2 separate regions of the Homo sapiens genome follow, and region 1 is linked to region 2. A link is an interaction called in ENCODE POLR2A ChIA-PET data of the cell type or tissue named here. Cell type or tissue: A673. All regions are shown on one strand. Each heading gives the region's core, and the rest is flanking DNA. Links, peaks and the distances in the headings are about the cores only.

Region 1 (5,368 bases), core at 369-5,368, 52 kb after region 2:
TTTGATTTGTCCTATTTCTGATGCTAACTTTGATTACTTGATTAAAGTGTTGTATGTTAGTGCTCTCAACTGTAAACTTGCTCTTTTTTCCTTTGTAATTAATAACTCTTTTGTGGGGCAGAATTGTGAAATTATGAATATATTCAATTTCTCATTAGACCTTCAATTCGTTTATTTATATCAGTGTGAATTTACAGTTTTCTCTTTTTATTTAGTGTTTTACAATATTTAACTACGCTTAATTGTTTGTCCCAGATTTGGGCAGCCCTTTTAAGTTGCTTTTGTTTCCTTTTGAATGTCTCCATGATTCTTTGAACTTATCAACAAATATTTTCAGGCACAGCAAGATGTTCCAAGCTCATCTTGTGCTTACTCTGTCTCAGCTCTGGATTCAGCCATTTCTCTAAGGAGCCCTGCTTCCTTTCGGTAAAGAATGATTTTTAGAAGCCAAGATCTAGGTGCTAGGTATGTTAGCTGATATCGAGGTGTCACTGTTCCCAGGCCCTTTCAGTAGACAAAGTGAGGGAATTTGTGCATATATGTGTACACACACATATAAATACATACACACATTTGTATATATACATATGGTCTTACCTGTTTTGTGCTGCTATGATAGAACACTACAGACTGGGTAATTTATAAAGAACAAATTTATTTCTCGCAGTGCTGGAGGCTGGGAAGTTCAAGATCAAGGCACTGGCATCTGGTGAGGGACTTCGTCCTACATCCTCACATATTGGAAGGCTGAAGAGCAAGAGAGGAACTCTCTCCACCAAGCCTTTTTATAAGGGCACCTGATCTCATTCATTAGGGAGGAGCTCTCATGACCTAATCACCTGTTTAAGACCATATCTCCTAATACCATCACATTGGCCATTAAGTTTCAACACCTGAGTTTTGGAGGGGACACATTGAAACCATAGCACATATACACCATTTTGCTTATATTTATCAATATACATTGAACAGTGCCAGGTGCGGTGGCTCACGCCTGTTCCAGCACTTTGGGAGGCTGAGGCAGGTGGATCACTTGAGGCCAGGAGTTTGAGACTGGCCTGGCCAACATGGTGAAACCCCTTCTCTACTAAAAATAGAAAAAATTAGCCTGGCTTGGTGGCACAAGCCTGTAATCCCAGCTACTCAGGAGGCGGAGGCAGCAGAATTGCTTGAATCCGGGGGGGCAGAGGTTGCAGTAAGCCGAGATCCACTGCAGCCTGGGTGACAGAGCAAGACTCTGTCTCAATAAAAAACAAAAAACAGACCAAGAAGCAGCTTCTCCGCTCCTTCTAGGATCTCTGCCTGGTTCGGCCCGCCTGCCTCCACTCCTGCCTCCACCATGTCCATTAGGGGACCCAGAAGTCCTACAAGGTGTCCACCTCTGGCCCCCGGGCCTTCAGCAGCCACTCCTACACAAGTGGGCCCGGTGCCCACATCAGCTCCTCAAGCTTCTCCCAAGTGGGCAGCAGCTGCTTTCGGGGTGGCCTGGGCGGCGGCTGTGGTGGGGCCAGCGGCATGGGAGGCATCACCGCGGTCACAGTCAACCAGAGCCTGCTGAGCCCCCTTGTCCTGGAGGTGGACCCCGACATCCAGGCTGTGTGCACCCAGGAGAAGGAGCAGATCAAGACCCTCAACAACAAGTTTGCCTCCTTCATAGACAAGGTACGGTTCCTGGAGCAGCAGAACAAGATGCTGGAGACCAAGTGGAGCCTCCTGCAGCAGCAGAAGACGGCCGGGAGCAACATGGACAACATGTTCAAGAGCTACATCAACAACCTTAGGCGGCAGCTGGAGACTCTGGGCTAGGAGAAACTGAAGCTGGAGGCGGAGCTTGGCAACATGTAGGGGCTGGTGGAGGACTTCAAGAACAAGTATGAGGATGAGATCAATAAGCGTGCAGAGATGGAGAATGAATTTGTCCTCATCAAGAAGGATTGTGGATGAAGCTTACATTAACAAGGTAGAGCTGGAGTCTCGCCTGGAAGGGCTGACTGATGAGATCAACTTCCTCAGGCAGCTGTATGAAGAGGAGATCCGGGAGCTGCAGTCCTGGATCTCAGACACATCTGTGGTGCTGTCCATGGACAACAGCCGCTCCCTGGACATGAACAGCGTCATCGCTGAGGTCAAGGCACAGTACGAGGAGATCGCCAACCGCAGCCAGGCCGAGGCTGAGAGCATGTACCAGATCAAGGATGAGGAGCTGCAGAGTCTGGCTGGGAAGCATGGGGATAACCTGCGGTGCACAAAGACTAAGATCTCCGAGATGAACCGGAACATCAGCCGGCTCCAGGCTGAGAATGAGGGCCTCAAAGGCCAGAGGGCTTTCCTGGAGGCCGCCATTGCAGATGCCGAGCAGTGTGGAGAGCTGGCCATTAAGGATGCTAACGCCAAGTTGTCGAGCTGGAGGCCGCCCTGCAGCGGGCCAAGCAGGACATGGCGTGGCAGCTGCGTGAGTACCAGGAGCTGATGAACGTCAGGCTGGCCCTGGACATCGAGATCGCCACCTACAAGAAGCTGCTGGAGGGCGAGGAGAGCCGGCTGGAGTCTGGGATGCAGAACATGAGTATTCATACGAAGACCACCAGCGGCTATGCAAGTGGTCTGAGCTCGGCCTGTGGGGGCCTCACAAGCCCCGGCCTCAGCTACGGCCTGGGCGCCAGCTCCTTCAGCCGCACCAGCTACTCCAGGGCCGTGGTTGTGAAGATCGAGACACGTGATGGGAAGCTGGTGTCCGAGTCCTCTGACGTCCTGCCCAAGTGAACAGCTGTGGCAGCCCCTCCCAGCCTACCCCTCCTGCGCTGCCCCAGAGCCTGGGAGGGAGGTCACTATGCAGGGTAGCACTGGGAACAGGAGACCCACCTGAGGCTCAGCCCTAGGCCTCAGTCCACCCGCGGGGGAGTTTACTGCCTGGGGACCCCCCCTTTGCCCATGCCTCCAGCTACAAAACAATTCAGTTGCTTTTTTTTTTTTTTTTGGTCCAAAATAAAACCTCAGCTAGCTCTGCAAAAAAAAAAAAAAAGCCATATATATATGTATATGTATGTATTTATGTGTATATATATGTATATATATGATATCTGAATTGATGCTGCTCTATATATATGTATATAGACGCTTCAGTATATATATTGTCAATTCAGATTGACACCTTCAATTCCATTCCAGCACCGCAAGATTCTAGTTTTCATCTTCACCCTATTTGTAACTCCCTTCCCTGTCAGTGAGAACATGTCATACTTATTTTAACTTCTAAGCTCTATTGGCCTTATTGTATGACGGCTGCCTTTATTAAAGTGCTTAATGGGTCAGAGTCTGTGCTAAATGCTTTGCTTTCATTATTTGATTTGATCTTTCAACAACTCTATAAAAGCTTTCTAGAAAAAAAAAAATGGAGACTAAAAGAGATGGATATGGGTTCCCTGTGCAACAAGTCAAGGACAGAACTGGGATTGGAACCTTGGTCTATGCGACTTAGATATCTGTGCTCTTAATTATTATACTGTTTTCAGCCACTGCTACTGTAAGCACAACTCTTTAGGATTAACTCCTAGAAGAAGGATTGCTCGTTTATAGGGTATGCACATGTAAAATTTTGATAGGCCCTGATATATCACCCTCTAATTGGTTATTCTAGCATGTACCTGCCAACATTGAGAGCATTCACTTTCCTGCGTTCTCCTCAACATTGGATATTATCAATTATTTTAGTTGTGTATGTTTTTTGTTTTTTAAATCAATTTGAAAAACCTTGTCCCTCTTCAGTCTCCTCATACTAAAGCCTATTTGATTATGTCAGTTTTCTTCTCAAAACTAGTTTCATGATTTTCTCTTATTCTTAGAAAACTATCCAAAAATGTTTCTGGATAGCATACAGAAGGACTGTATGATATGGCCTCTGCTTATCCAGCCCCACCTCCCTCTGTATGTCGGTTCTCACTCTGTGATCTGGCACCCTATGCCTGTGTCAGTTTTCTCACACATGCTTTCTCTTGCTTCTGTGTTTTTGTACATACTGTCCCTTCTGTCTAGAACACTCTTTTTTTTACTCCCCCATTCCCTGTTCAGCTGCCCTTTTCTTCTTAGCCATATCTAGCTTATTCACTTTCCAGTTTAGATTCACTGTAAAACCTATGTTAGATGCCTTTTCTATGTGGTTTATTACCTTAAGGTTTTAAAAATGTTACTCCAGAATTTTACTTTTACATACAGAAAGACAATGCTGGTTAAGTAAGGTTTCTTTGGTGAGTATGTAAGAGAGTAAAGGAAACCTTATTAGATATTAACTGTATTCATGAAAATTACCAAGCAAATTACAAAATATAATCAGTTTTAAAAATCTTATAATGGTTTATGACAAACTACAATGTAGTTTAATCGTGTTTTTCTCTGTAAAGTACCTGCCATCCTGGCTGGACTTGACCCCAGGGACATTGTGGCTGTGCTGAATGAAGAGGGAGGCTACCATCAGATTGGACCAGCAGAATACTGTACTGACTCCTTTATTATGTCAGTGACCATAGCATTTGCTACCCAGTTGGAACAGGTGAGACTTTTCATGAGATTGGTGACTTACGAATAATTTGAAAACTATGTAAAACATTTTACCTTTCAGGTATTAAAAAGACTTGCAAGTAGACTTTTTTTTTTTAACTTTTGAAAAATGAGTTCAAAACATGTTTTCTTTCATACTGGAAAGAAAACTTCTTAATTTAGAAAAAATAGATTTTGATGATCTTGATTGTAAGAGAATAAATCTCTCAGGATTTAGGAGAATGGCCATCAGTTAACATTGTTTTCCATTGTACTGTGTGGCATTGTAAGGACTGACATGGAAGGATTTTTAAATTTGTGAACGATTTACTTTTTGGAGAAACTTACAATGTCAGGAATACTTTCTGCCACTAATACTTAATGCCTATAGAGTTTTGGGTTCTATTTTATCTTGTTTATAAACTAATAAATTAAGCTGTTACTGTCATGGATGCTAGCAGAAGACACAGGTTCTTGGATCAGAAACAAAAGAATTTATTACCCTTAGTAGCAGAGCAAGAACATGAATATTGGTATATTTCCTTCAGTTGCCCTTACCCCAGGTCCCATGGGGACTACACAGAGGGGCCCAGGTGGTTGCTCTACACATAGTGGGTTTTATCACAGCTGAGGAAACTGAATTTGGGGAACCTGCCACTTTCATTGTAAGCAGTAAGCAGGCCTAGTCTTTGTCCAGGAAGACACATTACCTTATCTCTCAAGCTGCTTAAACAACCCTGGGAAATGGGCTGAGTAAAAGAGTGGTCTGGGCCTTGCAGTCTTGCCATACTCTGCAAGAATGTCCAGGGATGCTCAGGGCTCATGGTAGATTGCC
Region 2 (5,317 bases), core at 1-5,000:
GGGACATCAACTGGAGGTTAGATGTACTTCAGGATATATTAGCAACTGTAATCACAAATTGTTCAGCTATATATTCATAGTAGAAAAGATTATTAGTGGATCAGGGATTCCTAATCATCAGAGTGTGTGGCAGATTAATGTGAAGAGAAGGTTTACAGCCAGGCTTCAGATTATTGTGTACAGCCTGCAGCCAACTGTATCTCTACTATGCCTGTAGTAACAGTGGGTATACATACTTGTGCATATAAACATGACTCATCAGAAATGTCCTGCAGAAAAAAAAAAAATAGTTCGCCATTCCTCACTACTTGTAAACCTACATTTTTCCCTTAGAGTTTCATGTAGATTAATTTCCTTTTCTGTCTACCATTCTAACTCTCAAAGAAAAAGCCTTCTAGGAAATATAAATCAGTGGGTTGCCTCAACTGACATAACACTGAATTGAGAACTTTATCAATAGTTGATATTATGGAGACATTTAGTACTTTTGAGGGAAAGTTGTTTAAGGAAGTAGATACCCATGGGACTATCTTACTAGCACTGCATGCATTTCAGGCTTTTACTGTGCTCAATCAGTAATGTGTTAAAATCACAAAAGCATATGGAAAGCTTTACTTTGTTTAGGAAATATGTTTACTGAATACAGTGCAGGCATATACAGTTGCCCAAAAGGGAAAACTAAGAGGAGATTCTGTTTGCTGATTGCTTAAAGGGGGTTTCAGGATTTTATTAGCATCTTTATGTAACCAGGAAAGGGGAATCAGAGTCCTGGACTGAGCCTAAAGTAAGATTTAAGCCCATTCAAACATGTCTGAGGAACTTTTAAGCAGGACTTTCATGAGTCCATTTGCCAGAGAGTTGCTCTTTGAAAAACGGGAGAGGTAGGGAGGTTTTGTGCCTCAGGTATCCCTGTTTCATAGCCAGGGCCCCAAGCGTGAAGTTTAAAGAGAAAGGCGTAGTAGGCATGAAGCATCGAAGCAAATTCCCTAAAGCACTCAAGGGAGTAGAATGTGGCATCAAGAGGCAGGAGGCTAAGTATTCCCTTCCCTTCTGGGTGGAAAAGACCTTGGCTTTGGTACAGTAAGACTCCTGGAAATCCAATGTTGGGAGCATCTAGGGGAGGCACCCTGGTGTGGCTAGACATTAGCCTTGTCACAGGACCAGCAGCAGGGGAGGTAAAACGTACCCTCAGGTAGCTTAGGCAGGATCTGAGTTTTTGTAAGCCCATGAAAACCTTAAATGGGGAATCCAGACATATATTGGTAAGACTTTAAGTGGGGCAGAATTCCTGAAATCACAGGCAGGGGAATGAACCAGTGTTCTCCCCTCAATATTAGCCTATGTGCAATAATGACCACAGACAACATTTCTTCTGAGCATCTTACAAGTCCTAAATCATCGCCTTTCTAAGTTGGATACTATTATTATCTTAAGGGTTTTTTTTTAGATGATAAAACTGAGACGCAGAAAAGTTAAATGACTTACCTAAGGTGACACAGTAATAAATATAGAGCCCAAAATCAGACCCACCCAGACAATCTGACCCCAGACTTCTCTCTTTACCCCTTTACTATACTGCCTTGCAGTATTAAACACACTGGTCTGAGATCAATCAGGTTACCTATGTGACTTTCTATTTTCTTTCAGGAACATCGTCCAACCCTTATAAATCTAAGTAAACATTAGAAACTGTTTATATTATGATAAATTAATTAGCATTGAAAGTTTTCTCTTTTTTTTTTTTCCCAAGACGCAGTCTCGCTCTGTTGCCTAGGCTAGAGTGCAGTGGTACCATCTCGGCTTACTGCAACCTCTACCTTCCGGGTTCAAGCGATTCTCTTGCCTCAGCCTCCCAAGTAGCTGGTAATAAAGGAGCCTGCCACCACGCCTGGCTAATTTTTTGTGTGTTTTTAGTAGAGATGGGGTTTCTCCATGTTGGCCAGGCTGGTTTCAAACTCCTGACCTCAAGTGATCTGCCCGCCTTGGCCTACCAAAGTGTTGGGATTATAGGCAAGAGCCACCACGCCTATGCATTGCCTAGCCAAAAGTTGTCTAAGTATCATTGGATTTGCAGGAAAAATGGCACTTTAGAATTATTTATTAATTTGACAACTGTATCTAAACACTCATGAATAGCTGTCAAATTAGTGAAGGTAAAAAATGCAAAAAGAGTAGTTGAGGAAGCTTGGTATATGGAATGGACATGGAATGAGCAAAACCTAGTTCAATTTTGACTCTTTTGGCCACATATTTTACTATACTTACATTAATTTCCTTAATGAGAAGCTCTGAATCTAGTAGATGACAACAAAGGAAAGAGCTCCAAAAACATCGCCGGAAACATGCAGGGTTCATAGTAATCAGCTACTTAGAGAAGCATAGAGAGGAAGTAGAATAGGGCACGGAGGGGAGCCTTCCTCTCTTTTAATCATTCTATGTTGTGAAAGCAGATGCATTATAGATTAAAGATCGTGTTTGCATCTAATAGGAGAAGGGTCTGGCTTGACTGTTAGGAGAGGTAGAAAAGCTTTTTAAACATAGCATTTTGATTTGTTTTTTTTAGTTATGGTCTTTGAGAATTCAGCCTGTCAGGGTTTGAGACCTTTTCCTTCAACCTTTTCGTCTGGGTTGTATTCTGTTTAAGTTTTTACTCCAGGCTGAAGGAACCTGGAATCAAGAGTAAATTTACATTTCTTTCTGGCTTCCTGTGATAGGCAAAGGAGGAAAGGATCAGGGCCCCAAAACACTGTCTGGGATTAAACGCTGTATTAAGTTTGGGCCCAGCTCACAGGTACCTAAGGGGAGAGATCGGGAGGGACATACATCCTGGTAACTTTGCAGTGTATTTGTTGGTTACCGTATATTAAGGGCCAAATTTCTGAGTTTCACTTATAAAATGATGATAGCACTGTATATCCTACTTACTTCCCAGAATTGTTTCCAAGATTAAATAAGATGATATACATGTAAGTTTTTAGAAAACTATGTAGATTATTTTAAATTAGTAAGTAATTATTCTTTAAACTATATATTTGTGTGCTATGGCTTTTCCATTAGTAGTTATGATTATCTTAATATAATAGGATTCTTTATTAATCACAAAAGCAGCGATTTTATAATATCTTTTGAAAGTAAGTATATTATACTACAATTTGTGCTCTGTAGTCTTATTCAAGTTGAATGACTTTTCATTTATATATTTTTTATTCTTTCCTAAATTTTGAGTGCCTTGAATTCAGGGAGTATTGGATTCATCTTTATTCCCAAGCTTCCGTCACTCAATAAAAGTATGTGACCCAGATGAGTGAATATGCAACCAATCAGTGATTCATAGTCACCAAGGTACATATGTGAAGAAAATGTGATAAAATTTTCATCAAGTGAAAAATGTAGATTGTTAAATAATTTTTGAGAGAATAGAAGTGTTGGATTATTTGTTAAATGACTATACTAAATGTCTTCAGTTCTGGTTTAATGTGTTTGGAGGTTCATAAATTCTTTCAGGCTACTAGGATGCCCTTTTAGTTAAGATAAAACCCTATTTTACTAATGGTACCCTAGTGACCTCTGGACATTAGTGAAAACTGCCTAATTTATGCCTGTGGCTAACTCGTTTATCAAATAAAGTCCCACCCAGAATACAGACATAAAGAGAAGCAGGGTTTAGATCACTCCAGGGGCAACTGAGCATCTGTTCAGTGCCCCAGGAGGCAAGATATTGAAAAACATATTTGAGAATGAAGAGATGTAGGGCCCTAATCCTGACTCTGCCACCAAACAGCTGTGCGACCTCAGCTAATCAAGCCTGTTTTCTAATCTTGAAACTCGCAGTGGATCTCAACCACTACTAATTTACCACAAATATATATATGTAGCATAGATGGCAGGCCTGAGTTTTTTGAACAAATTTTAAGACATTATTATAATGAAAGGAAGCACAAAACTCATAAAATTTTGTGTTTGCATTTTGTTGTTGTTTACTGTTTTTTTCTGTTATGGTGAGACCCAGGAGTTTGGTGGATTTATACCATATAAGAGGTTGAAAACCAGTGGAACTGAATGATTCCTACTACATGTTCCACACTAAGGTTCTGTGAGTCTAGTTAATCACTGAGTGTTTGTATGAAAGGAAACAAAGCTGGCCATGAGCCAGAATTTGTTCTAGTTGTCAAGCCAAAGCCTGCCCCTCAAAATAATGAGCTTTTAAAGTGGCTAAAACTGTTTTTATTCTTACAGTGAGCAGCTTGCTTATAATAAAAGGATAGCAGACTTCAAGAGTGTTCTATTCCCTACAAATCTAATATCCACATCAAATGAATCTGCCATAGACAATTATAGTTGCAAAAATTAGAAATGATTGTCATAATTTTTCCCTTAGAGTTTAACCACATATGACAGGGAATTTTTTTCAAAGTTATCTGCTGTATTTTAAAAAGCCAACAATTTTCTTATTCTGTGTAAAATGCAAAATTTCTTTCTAAAAAAATTAAATGAGACAAAATTATTGTTTTCTTCATCTCATTGAAGAAGAGAAAACAAGACAGTATGTTCCAATTAGCATAAATACACAACAGATATTTTCTGCTGCAGACTTAGATCTCTGATAGGAGACATTATGTCTGGTACAAGTTATCAGGAAAGGATCGAAAGTATTTTGTAGCATGACATAAACAAAGGCACAAAAAGCAGAAGGGAAAAGAAAACTGTAGCTACCACAGCAACAATGAAACAGCATAACATTTTACTAACCTTTCAAAATTTTCAAGATTCAGGAGTGACTCAAAAGCAGTGAGTTATTTTACAGAGCTAAAATCAGAATCAGAACACTTTTAACAGTTCTAAAGGAGAGAAAAATAGAAACCAAATAATCATTATGAAAACTTGCAATGATTAAAATAATTAGAAATATTAACGGGAAAAAGGAGTATGTGAAAGGACATGAATTGAAAACAAATGTATATGTGCCATTATATATTACCACAAATCCGCCTTTACCTCCAAGTAGACTAGCCTAGGTAATAGATTTATCTAGCTCTAATTTATATGAACTGGATCATGGAAGGATAAGATTTCTAGAAGAAAGTCATTAATCTATTAGTCAGTGTTTTCAGAACTGAGAACTGTTGCAATATGTATATACTGGTTGGGAGACAATTCTCCGTGGGTCTTTCACATTTATGCACATATTGTGACTGCCCTTTTTTGTGGATAATCTCAAGGGTGTTTGTATAGTGAATGGACTTGGCAAATGGAGAAAGTGTTGCGCTTCTGAACAAAGGTTTGCTTACAGCCTTAGAAGATAGAGACAGTGTCAAGC

Evidence for each region. Peaks named below come from ENCODE experiments on the same cell type or tissue, not always from the same donor. Only the 100,000 strongest peaks of a DNase experiment are listed, where the experiment ranks them.
Region 1: POLR2A ChIA-PET joins it to region 2 with 8 read pairs; 3 of 35 experiments call an interaction of 5 or more read pairs at or near these places.

Annotation. Positions count from the first base shown.
Region 1 is chr5:123,398,314-123,403,681 of GRCh38, reverse strand. CEP120 (centrosomal protein 120) reads left to right here. Exons shown (of 20, transcript NM_001375405.1): 5 at 4,398-4,546. It also overlaps the pseudogene KRT8P33. Among named protein-coding and RNA genes, the nearest start is that of CEP120, 22 kb to the left of the region's middle. In A673, for the core only: no CTCF peak of the experiment used is centred there; no DNase peak of the experiment used is centred there.
Region 2 is chr5:123,449,664-123,454,980 of GRCh38, reverse strand. No RefSeq gene overlaps it. Among named protein-coding and RNA genes, the nearest start is that of CEP120, 29 kb to the right of the region's middle. In A673, for the core only: no CTCF peak of the experiment used is centred there; DNase peaks (open chromatin) are centred at 250, 2,370 and 4,150; H3K4me3 peaks cover 1,305 bases; H3K27ac peaks cover 4,078 bases.